Linked DNA regions of Homo sapiens: region 2 is linked to region 1. The links are chromatin contacts, found by Hi-C or POLR2A ChIA-PET in ENCODE. All regions are on one chromosome and are shown on one strand. The core of a region is the stretch at or near the end of the contact, and the rest is flanking DNA. Distances in the headings are between cores, read along the strand shown. Region 1 holds the start of CABIN1 (calcineurin binding protein 1). Region 2 holds the start of ZNF70 (zinc finger protein 70).

Region 1 (5,340 bases), core at 1,151-3,650:
AACCTTAATTTAAAAAATGGTAACATTCATATCACATCTGTAATGTAGTTAATAATACTGTACCAACACTAGATTTCTGTTCTTGATAATTGTATGATTATGTAAGATGTTAACATTAGGGAAAGCAGGGTGAAGGACATAACAGAGCGTTTTGTATTGTTGCAATTTTTCTCTAAATCTAAAATTAGTTTAAAAAGCTTAAAAAGAGGCCGGGCATGGTGGCTCACGCCTATAATCCCAGCACTTTTGGAGGCCGAGGCGGGCGGATCATGAGGTCAGGAGATCAAGACCATCCTGGCTAACACGGTGAAACTCCGTCTCTACTAAAAAATACAAAAAACTAGCAGGGTATGGTGAGAGGCGCCTGTAGTCCCAGCTACTAGGGAGGCTGAGGCAGGAGAATGGCGTGAACCCAGGCGGCGGAGCTTGCAGTGAGGCGAGATCGCACCACTGCACTCCAGCCTGGGCCACAGGCGAGACTCCATCTCAAAAAAAAAAAAAAAAAAGCTTAAAAAGAAATAACCATTTTGATTATATATTTATCATCTGTAAGCAATGTGAGGATGGTAACCATTTATGTATTGTTCACCATAAATCCAAGAAACTCACTAAAAGGAGCTTTTAAAAAAAAAAAAGCTATTGAGGCCGGGCGCGGTGTCTGACGCCTGTAATCCCAACACTTTCAGAGGCCGAGGCGGGTGGATCACCTGAGGTCAGGAGTTTGAGAGCAGCCTGACCAATACGGTGAAACCCCGTCTCTACTAAAAATACAAAAATTAGCCAAGCATGGTGGCGGGTGTCTGTAGTCCCAGCTACTCGGGAGGCCGAGACAGGAGAACTGCTTGAACCCGGGAGGCGGAGATTGCAGTGAGCCGAGATCATGCCACTGCACTCCAGCCTGGGCGACAGACCAAGGCTCCGTCACACACACACACACAAAAGCTATTGAATAATCATGAAAAAGAAAAATATCTATTCATTTCTGACTCCCAGCCCAGCAGCTGCATTTCCTCAGATAGCAGCACATTCACCAGGCTTATTAGTCTAAGCTAATAAGTTTCCAAACCCCTTAGAATATAGTTTCCATGGCCTCAGAACACGATAAAGAGTAGCACACCTTCAGACCTCAGCACCCTGATCCAGAGTGATAACTGGGGATGTTTCCTGGCCTGGAAGGTGGGAAGCCTATGTCTTAAGCTCAGTGGTGGCAGTGCCCTGGCTGTGTGACTGACTTGACATAGATGTCAGTCTCTCAGTCTGTTTCCCCTCATGTATGAGGCTTTGTACTAGATGAGGGTTCTGCAAGCTAACCAGCCCACCCTTTTTGTACAGCCCACGAGCAAAGAATGGTTTTTACATTTTTTCATATTTGGGAAAAAAAATCATGACACGTGAAAATTATATTAACAATATATAAAATTAAAACTTCGGTCCCTATAATTAAAATTTTATTGCGACGCAGCTAGTCTGTTATGTATTGTCTTTGGCTGTATCCACACTACATCGCTACAGTTAAGTAGACAGAGTATGGACCCCCCAAGCCTAAACTACTATTATGAATACTATTATACTCATTATACTTACAATATAACAATGTAAACACTGATATATTTACAACAAAAGTTTGCCGACCGCTGAACGAGACTGTTCTAAGCATATTCTATTTCTAACCACAATAATCACATAGAAAGAATCTTAGCCACATGGAATCCGACGGTCCCACACTTATAACCTGTAATAACCCAGGTCCTGAAGAGTTAAGTGACTCCCAAAGCCACTTGTGCAGATACCTTGGGAATGCCAGGTGAGTTCCATCTGGCCAGGGCCCGCCTCTTGCGGGGAGGCAGTGAAGCAGAACGGTCAAAATTTTCAGTCTGGAGTCGCGCTCACCCACTGGGTGACTTGGAGCAAATCATTTCACCTACCCGCGGCCTCAGTTTCCACCCCTGTAAATGGCACCAATAACAACACTCACCTCGCAGGGCTGCTGTGAAGGTGAAGCGAAAGGTCGCGAGTAAAGGGTTAGCGCGCTGGGCTTTGCACCCAGCAGACGCCAAATCAATGGTGGCTCCTGCGGTTACTGGGAACCTCCCCGGAGGCCGGAACCCATTCTAGGCACCTCAGGGCGGCGGCGAGAGCCATGAAGAGGCTCGCGAGGCAGCCAGGAAGCCCGGCCTCGGTTTCCCTGACTGGGGCTCTAAAGCTGCCCGCGAAACCCCCAGCTTCCTCACGTAACCCAGCCTCGCGCCTGCAGCCCCTCCGGCCTGTGCCCCGGGCTCTGCTGAGCCTCACCCCCACCCCGGCACCGCCTTCAAACCAGCCTTCCAGGAACTCACCAGGCGTCTCCACAGCAACGGCCAGTCTGTCCCGACCACCGCGCCGTCCGGCTGCGCGCCTGACAACAAGGCGTGCTCCCATTGGCTCCGGTGCCGGTTGTGCCAGCCAATCAGCGGGGGCGCACGCGCCGCTCGCTCTCCGCGGGCTGCTTAGCTGGGGCCCTGCAGACGGCTACCCTTGGGCGGCGCGCGCGCGCGTGCGCGCGTGTGTGCGCGTGTGTGCGCGCGTGCGCGTGTGCGTGTGCGTGTGTGTGTGTGTGTGTGTGTGTGTGTGTGTGTGTGTGTGTGTGTTGCGGGAGTGGAGCTTGTTGTTTCCGGATCCCCGTCGTCAGTCCTAGCGTGCTGGAGGCTTAGAGCACCAGCTCGTAGTCGGACTCTCTTCTCCACAGCTTGCACCCTGAGCAGTCACTAAATGATGGGCTGTGTGTTATTACCTGGGACATGTGCTCTGAAAACAGTGGAAACTTGGGGAACACTTAGAGCGGGGTGTCCAATCTTTTGGTTTCCCTGGGCCACGTTGGAAGAATTGTTTTGGGCCACACATAAAATACACTAACACTAAGGATAGCTGATAAGTTAATAAATAAATAAATAATAAAAATAAAAATCACCAAAAAATCTCAAAATGTTGTAAGAAAGTTTATGAATTTGTGTTGAGCCGCATTCAAAGCCAAGCAGACCAGCGCGTTGGAGAAACTTGACTTAGAGGGAACCAGGGAGGAGGAGCATCCTCATTCATTATATTACCTGTGCCTCTCTTTCCAAAAAGGATGTGAAGCCCAAAAGGAACAGATACAATAGGATATTGAAACAAAAGGAAAAAAAGGAACAAAACCTAGTAAATGAACAAGAAGAGGGGTCATGGGTGGTGTCAGAATTCCAGAGATGAAAAAAGGCGACAGAGTTGAAGGGGTTCTGTCAAGGGTCTTGGGCTGAAAGATGGTACTCTCTTGGGAGCTAGAATAACAATAAAGCATTGTAGGGAAGAACTTTACACTGTGGTTGAATTCATAGCTGCTTGAGTCTTGCACAGATGATTCAAATAGGAGTGAATGTTGGGGGCTTTTTAACCTCAAAGACAGTAACAGCATGGTGAAAAACTCAGTTCAGTACAATAAAGCTATACTGATAAGCTAGAAGTTCTGAAAATTGTTGAGTCACCAACCTTGACTTTGAGTATTGGGGTAAACAGTATTTGGGGGGTAAACAGAAGCATAAACAGATGGTTTCAAAGCTGCATGGATAACCTTCAGCCTCGGATACAGCTTCCACTCAAGCCTTATCATGAAAGATGCGCTGGAGAGAAACAGTTGAAAATAGGTGGGAAGGGTGGTCCAAGCAGCAAGAAAGTTGTGTGGGGAAGGTCCGGAGGTGAGAAACATGCAGATCATGCTGGAGTGTCATGCAGCACAGTGTTACCGTGAGGCAAAGCTCAGGGCCACAGTGGGGAGAGAGCACTCTGGAGAGTTAGGAAGAGGCCAGTCCAAACAAGCAAGCAGAAAACATATTGTTGCAGTCTTGCCCGTGCACCACAATGTACCAGTCTCTCATTGTGGGGTATCACCCAGAATTCTTTGTCTCACGACCAAGAAAATTAGGGAGTGTGGACACAAAGGGTAAGGTTGAAGCAAAAGTTTAATAAGCAAATGAAGAAAGCTCATTGCAGCTGGCGGGGGGCCCAAGCAGGTTGCCCATTATGAGGCTGGGTCAGGGGGTTTTATGGACTGGGAAAGGAAGGAATGTACTGACTGGTCTTGGAGAAAGCACTACTCAGCTTGGCCCCTGGACCTTGAGGGACCAATCAGGAGCTGAAGTGATAGCCTGGCCCAGGACCAATCAGAGGCTCACATTCTAAAGCACGTCCAAGAAAGGAAAGTGCCCACTGGAACCCACTGTAGCCCACCGTGTACATGTCCACAAAAGGAGAAGAGACTATTTCCTGGAAGCCCACTGGTTATACAAAGGACAAAGGCATTTCTATGCTGGGTCTTGTTCCCTTATCAAAGTAGCTGTGGGCATGCCTTAGGCACAAAGATCAAAGGTGTTTCTGTGTTGGGCATTGTTCCTTTATCTGAGTGAGCCAGAGGTTTGTGCAAGTTTCCTTATCTGTGCCTGAAGCCTGATTTTTCAGGCTGTTCCTCTGTTTAAAGGAGTTTTACCAAGGACCCACCTTAATTACCTAACTTTTCTCTCTCAATATCACTCTCACTACACTGAGGATGGCAGATTTAACATGGGGAATCTATATCAAAGACTGTGGCCTTATGGTCTTGGTGAGAGTTAGGCCTGAATCCCATCCATGGTGACCGCAACGATTCATTCATATCCAATGCAAGCATTCCCTGAGGCACTCTGGGAAGCAGGACACCATGAAACACACTGGCAGAGGAATGAGTGCAAAATACTTGGGTCAGGGGTCCAGGGGAAGGAACTCCAAGGTCTAGCTATCAATGAAAGTCCTTAGCAGTGGTTAGGTACAAACACACCAGGCACAGGCATATTCCATTAGAAATTGATTTTATTAACTACATAGACTGCACAGACTGAAAATCTGAATTTGGTGTTTCACTGGTACGCTAAAGATAAGGATCATCAAAGGTTTATGCAGGGAAACAGTGACCACCACGGTGTCCAAGGGTCATTAGAGGAAAATTCTGCATGGAACATGTGGAAAGCTACAGAAATGGAGACTCCCTATAGGCTCCCCCACACCACCCCTACATACTTTGACATTCAACAGACTGATAGGATATTTAGATAAGAGGGTGGGGACCTCATTCATTCAGTTTCAATGCAGTTTCGGCGCTGACATTGCATTTCCAGGTTTGGCATTCTGGGACATGGGTTTTACAAGGTGCCTAGCTACAGAGAATTATCAGCAAGAGTTAACAGAGAAGATGAAGTTCTCTGCCCAGGAATGCCCAGAGAAAGTCCCTGAAGACAAATCTGCCCTGTGCTCTGGCCCACTACAGCAGACTATGGAGAGGAAACAGCTCAGAACTAG
Region 2 (5,340 bases), core at 1,227-3,726, 260 kb after region 1:
GGAAGAGCTGAAGTGAAGTGGGCGGGGAAGTGGGGGAGAGGGGTGCAGTTCTGCAGAGAAACGTGGGTGGGTAGCAGAGGGACCTAGAGGCTGCTAGTCCAACCTTCTGAGCTCTGGGCCTTTAACTGAACACAGATCCTTGAGGATATGGCACTAATGGAGATTTGGGGGCTAACTCCAAACCCCTCACTCACAAAGGGAGATGGAGGTCCAGATAGGGCACCCTAAGTCACACAGAACCAGGCCTCCTGCACCCCGTTCATTGCTAATCCCATAGCACTGGGCTATGAGCCCTTTGGGACTGGGAGTCTCCATGGAGTCCAACCAAGCCTTCACAGGGCAGGGGTGGGAGGGAAGGGGCTCAGGCTGAGTGGGTTTGTGTCTCGCAGTTTCCCAGACAGTCCTGGCCCAGCTGGATGCACTGCTGGTCTTCCCAGGCCAAGTGGCTCAACTCTCCTGCACGCTCAGCCCCCAGCACGTCACCATCAGGGACTACGGTGTGTCCTGGTACCAGCAGCGGGCAGGCAGTGCCCCTCGATATCTCCTCTACTACCGCTCGGAGGAGGATCACCACCGGCCTGCTGACATCCCCGATCGATTCTCGGCAGCCAAGGATGAGGCCCACAATGCCTGTGTCCTCACCATTAGTCCCGTGCAGCCTGAAGACGACGCGGATTACTACTGCTCTGTTGGCTACGGCTTTAGTCCCTAGGGGTGGGGTGTGAGATGGGTGCCTCCCCTCTGCCTCCCATTTCTGCCCCTGACCTTGGGTCCCTTTTAAACTTTCTCTGAGCCTTGCTTCCCCTCTGTAAAATGGGTTAATAATATTCAACATGTCAACAACAGCTATTGTGAGGGTCATAAGATCCTGGCTGAGAAAAATGACTGTGGTGGGTCTGGGAGTCGAAGACCCACTCCTGGGGTGGGGAGCAGTGTGCGGGGGAATGGGGATTCTGGGGACTGTTGTCAAAGAGGAAGCACCTGAGACTATTGGGGCATGGCCCAGACTCCCCCACCATGGCCCCCTGGGGGCTCAAACTGGTAGCCTGACCTTCCTGTGACCTGAGGAGCCGGAGGGAGAAAAAGGAACCAGCCCTTGCCGCCCCCAACTCTGCATGGCTGGTTATGGTCCAAGGGTTATGGCTCTAGGGTGGCTGGTCCCCATGGAGCTCAGGCTGTTGGCTTGGGGAGGGGCAGCCACTGCCTACCCCTTGGAGTCTGTGCCCAAGGCCCGACAGAGCATTAATGGGGCAGGAAGGCAGGTGTGTGTGGGTAGCATTGGAGGCACTCGAGCGCCAAGGCTGAGGGTGCTGAAGGCAGGTGGGCGGCTGGGGCAGAATCCTTTTTCCCAGGGACAGTGTGTTCTCCTGATGTCCTGTGATTGGGCCAAGGTCTGCGGAGGGAAGCTCTCCCACAAGCTGGGCAGCTGCACCTGAGGGGGGGGTGTCATGGGCAGAACACTGGGTGGAGGGGCCAGTCTTGCCATCAGCAGCAAGGAGGGGGCGGAGATTCCTTTTCTTTTTTTTTTTTTTGTTTTTTGAGATGGAGTCTCGCTCTGTCGCCCAGGCTGGAGTGCAATGGCACTATCTTGGCTCACTGCAACCTCCGCCTCTCAGGGTCAAACGATTCTCCTGTCTCAGTAGCTGGGATTACAGGCGCTTGTCACCACTCCCGGATAATTTTTAGTAGAAACAGGGTTTCACCATGTTGGTCTGGCTGAGTCTCGAACTCCTGACCTCGTGATCCACCCGCCTCCGCCTCCCAAAATGCTGGGATTAAAGGCGTGAGCCACCGCGCCCGGCCAAGGGGGCGGCCATTTCAAGAACACATTCCTCTTCCCTCCCGGTGCGCCTGAGAGGAGGCGCTTCATGTCGAAGTCAGCCCTGGGATGCAGAGAGTTGGGGGGCTCAGGGTCCTGGGATGGTCTCGCAGACACTCCTAGTTCTTCGCCTGCCCCTTCTCATCTCTATTTCTGTGGGGGCGGGGAGGGCAGACAGGAACAGGGCTACCCTTGAAGCAGGTTGGGGGAGGGGGATCCTAACAGGACCCCGGTGCCTGTGGACAGTGACAGGGTCGACAGCTCTGGGGCTCCACTCTCCTTTCCCTGAAGACCCCAGCTGCCTCAGTGGCTTCTGGCTTGCACCCAGCACCAGCGCAGATGCCCCGAGTGCCGGCGGCTCGAGGTCGGCCCGCCCGTCCGGACCTGTTTCCTCCTCTGCTCTCCTGCCAACGCCTGCCCATCTCTGTTTCCCCCACGTCCAGCACGCGCTTCGGGGACGGCCAGAGCCACCATGCCGACTGGAGAGACTCTCCTGATTCGGGTCCTTGTGTCCCGGGGCCCGGGCGGCTTCGCGCGGCGACAACCGGCGCGGTGGGACCACCGAGACGCCGGGACCTCCGCGCGGCCTAGAGTGGTCCCGGAAGTGCCCGCGGGCCGGGGGCGGGGCTCTGGGTGCTCGGGCGGCCGCGGGCTCCGCGTCAGCAGCTGCTGTGGAGCCAGGCAGCGTCGGCCGCGTCGGCCGCGGGTTGGAGCAGCTCAGGTGCGGCCCCGCCCCGCCCGCCTGCGGCCCCGCCCCGGCCCAGGTGAGCTGCCCCGCCCCGGCCCAGGTGAGTGGCCCCGCGTCCGCCGGTGTGACCTGAGTCCGCCTGACCACCTGTCCCTCCGGTGGCCCTGGGTGTGCGTGTCCCCAATCGCGGGGAAGCCTGTAGGGGCGCCACGTCGCCGCCTGGGCAGCGTGTGCGGGTCCGTGGCAACTCTTGGGCCCCCAGCCAGGAAACCTTGACTGCACTAAGAGTTTGCAGGGTGCCCAGGCCCTAGGGACTCTCTGGAGGATGGGATGACAGATGCAGGAGGACCCGGAGAAGGCCCCGACAGAGGTGGGAAGCATGGAGTTCCAGATCTTTGCATTTTCGGTCCAAAAACACTTATCATGTTGTGGGAGACAGATAAAGGGTTGCCAACTTTTTTCTGAGTGGAGACTTCAGGGTGTAGGGGCTATATAGTGGGAATGGAAAACCTCTACGGAGGGAAGTTTGAGAACACCAGGACTTAATGGGTGGGCGGAGGAAGAGTTGCAATCTAAAGATATCAAGAAAGAGAACTTGGAAGCCATGAAAATTGGGAAGAAAGCGAGGGTGGGGATGGGGTTGGGGGGTAGCTCAAAGCTTTCATGCACCTAGGTAGGCAATGTGGGCGGGTGAAGGGATATTGTCACATCTTCGTTTTTCAAGAGAAAGCCAGAAACCTACTGAGTTTTAAATATTGGTAACTAAGGAAAATGAACAGGAAAAGCCAAACTCTTCGAGAGCCAAACATAACATAGCAGGATCTTCAGGCTGCCAATTTGCAACCTCTGAAATGAAGGGTTTTGAGAAGGAGGTATTGGAGAGCAGTGCCAGATGGGGTGGGAAGGTGAAGACCGAGAAGAGAGGGATTGGCAATAAGGAGGTCATAGAATGCCAGAGCTGAGGTCCCAGCTGAAATCGGAAACTCGAAATTTGTCGTGGTGCCATACATAGTTGTATGATTTTTCTTGGCAACATTTAACAACTTAGGAGGAACTGGCCGAGAAGACTGGGACTTAGCGGCTAGTTGCAGCCGGACGAGGAGGTGAGGAGCATGGTGCTAGAGCGTGAGAGTTGAAGTGATGCGCATAGTATGGAGAGTCTAAGCTGGATGGAGAAGGGGTGGAGCTAGAAAAGGAGAACTACAGTAAAAATGGCTTGGATTTCATGAGGTCGAAAAGCACAAATTGAGTGAGAGAGCTGGAAGAGTTGGAGATTATGGGTTGCTGAAGAGGAGGGGGAGGGTGAGAGGAGTTGAAGTGATCAAAGAATTTTTGAAAATACTTTAGGGCTGGGCGAGGGGGCTCACGCCTATAATACCAGCACTTTCGGAGGCCAAAATGGGTGGATCGCATGAGCTCAGAAATTCGAGACCAGTCTGCACAACATGGCGAAAACCCATCTCTACAAAAAATACAAAAATTAGCCAGGTGTGGCACGTGCCTGTAGAGCCTGTATTCCCAGCTACTTTTTTTTTTTTTTTTTTTTTTTTTTTGAGACGGAGTCTCGTCCTGTCGCCCAGCCTGGAGTGCAGTGGCGCGATCTCGGCTCACTGCAAGCTCCGCCTCCTGGGTTCACGCCATTCTCCTGCCTCAGCCTCCCAAGTAGCTGGGACTACAGGCACCTGCCACCACGGCCGGCTTTTTTTTTTTTTTTTTTTTTTTTTTTTTTTTTGAGATGGAGTCTCGCTCTGTTACCCAGGCTAGAGTGCAGTGGCGCGATCTCGGCTCACTGCAACCTCCGCCCCCCAGGTTCAAGCGATTCTCCTGCCTCAGCCTCCCGGAGTAGCTGGGATTACAGACGCGCTGTAATTTTTGTAATTTTAGTAGAGACGGGGTTTCACCATCTTGGCCAGGCTGGTCTTGAACTCCTGACCTCATGATCCACCCACCTCGGCCTCCCAAAGTGCTGGGATTAGAGGCGTGAGCCACCGCGTCCGGCCTTTTTTGTATTTTTAATAGAGACAGGGTTTCACCGTGTTAGCCAGGATGGTGTCCTAGCTACTTAAGAGGCTGAGATAGGAGAATCACTTGAACCCAGGAGCCAGAGGTTCCAGTGAGCTGTAATCACACTACTGCACTCCATTCTGGAAAAAGAAAATACTTTAGTTCAGTGCTCTTTTTTTTTTATATCCAGTCGGTCTATTGGCTGAAAAATCATTTAAAAAAATCATTTCTGGGCTGGGCGTGGTGGCTCACACCTGTAATCCCAGCACTTTGGGATGCCAAGGTGGGCGGATCACCTGAGGTCAGGAGTTCGAGACCAGCCTGGCCAACATAGTGAAACCCCATCTCTACTAAAAATACAAAAATTATCCGGGCCTGGTGGCGGGTGCCTGTAATCCCAGCTATTCAGGAGGGTGAGGCAGGAGAATTGCTTGAACCCAGGAGGCAGAGGTTGCAGTGAGCCGAGATTGGGCCATTGCACTCCTGGCTGGGCAACAAGAGTGAGACTCCACCTCAAAAAAAAAAAAAAATCATTTCTGCTGGGCATGGTGGCTCATGCCTGTAATCCAGCACTTTGGGAGGCAGAGGTGGGAGGACTGCTTGAGCCCAGGAGTTCAAGACCAGCCTGGGCAACATAATATTATCTCATCTCTACAGAAAAATTAAAAAATTAGCTGGATGTGTTGATATGCCCCTGTAGTCCCAGCTACTTGAGAGGCTGAGGTTGGAGGATCAGTTGAGCCGGGGAGGTCAAGGCTGCAGTGAGCTGTGATTCTACTCCTGCACTCCAGCCTGGGTGACAGAGTGAGACCCTGTCTCAAAAAAAATT

The links. Hi-C counts contacts between places; a loop is a spot of excess contacts on that map. ChIA-PET counts read pairs that join two places held with the same protein, here RNA polymerase II (POLR2A). Pooled maps may share reads with other maps.
Region 2: a loop to region 1 is called in a map with no recorded cell type, with 13 times the contacts of the local background. The contact joins the promoter of ZNF70 here to the promoter of CABIN1 in region 1. A Hi-C loop is called at or near these places in 2 of 37 single-sample maps with no recorded cell type and 8 of 50 pooled maps. POLR2A ChIA-PET finds 5 or more read pairs at or near these places in 5 of 52 experiments (B cell, WTC11, activated B cell and 2 more).

What each region holds. Positions count from the first base shown.
Region 1 is chr22:24,008,364-24,013,703 of GRCh38, reverse strand. CABIN1 (calcineurin binding protein 1) reads right to left here and starts at 2,400. Exons shown (of 37, transcript NM_012295.4): 1 at 2,337-2,400. LOC105372959 (a long non-coding RNA gene) reads right to left here. Exons shown (of 2, transcript XR_001755457.1): 2 at 4,837-5,340.
Region 2 is chr22:23,748,248-23,753,587 of GRCh38, reverse strand. It overlaps ZNF70 (zinc finger protein 70), which reads left to right and starts at 2,476. Exons shown (of 2, transcript NM_021916.4): 1 at 2,476-2,877. VPREB3 (V-set pre-B cell surrogate light chain 3) reads left to right here. Exons shown (of 2, transcript NM_013378.3): 2 at 390-845. The coding sequence ends at 712. RefSeq lists enhancers at 17-690, 1,201-1,260, 2,101-2,160, 2,043-2,718 and a silencer at 2,311-2,760.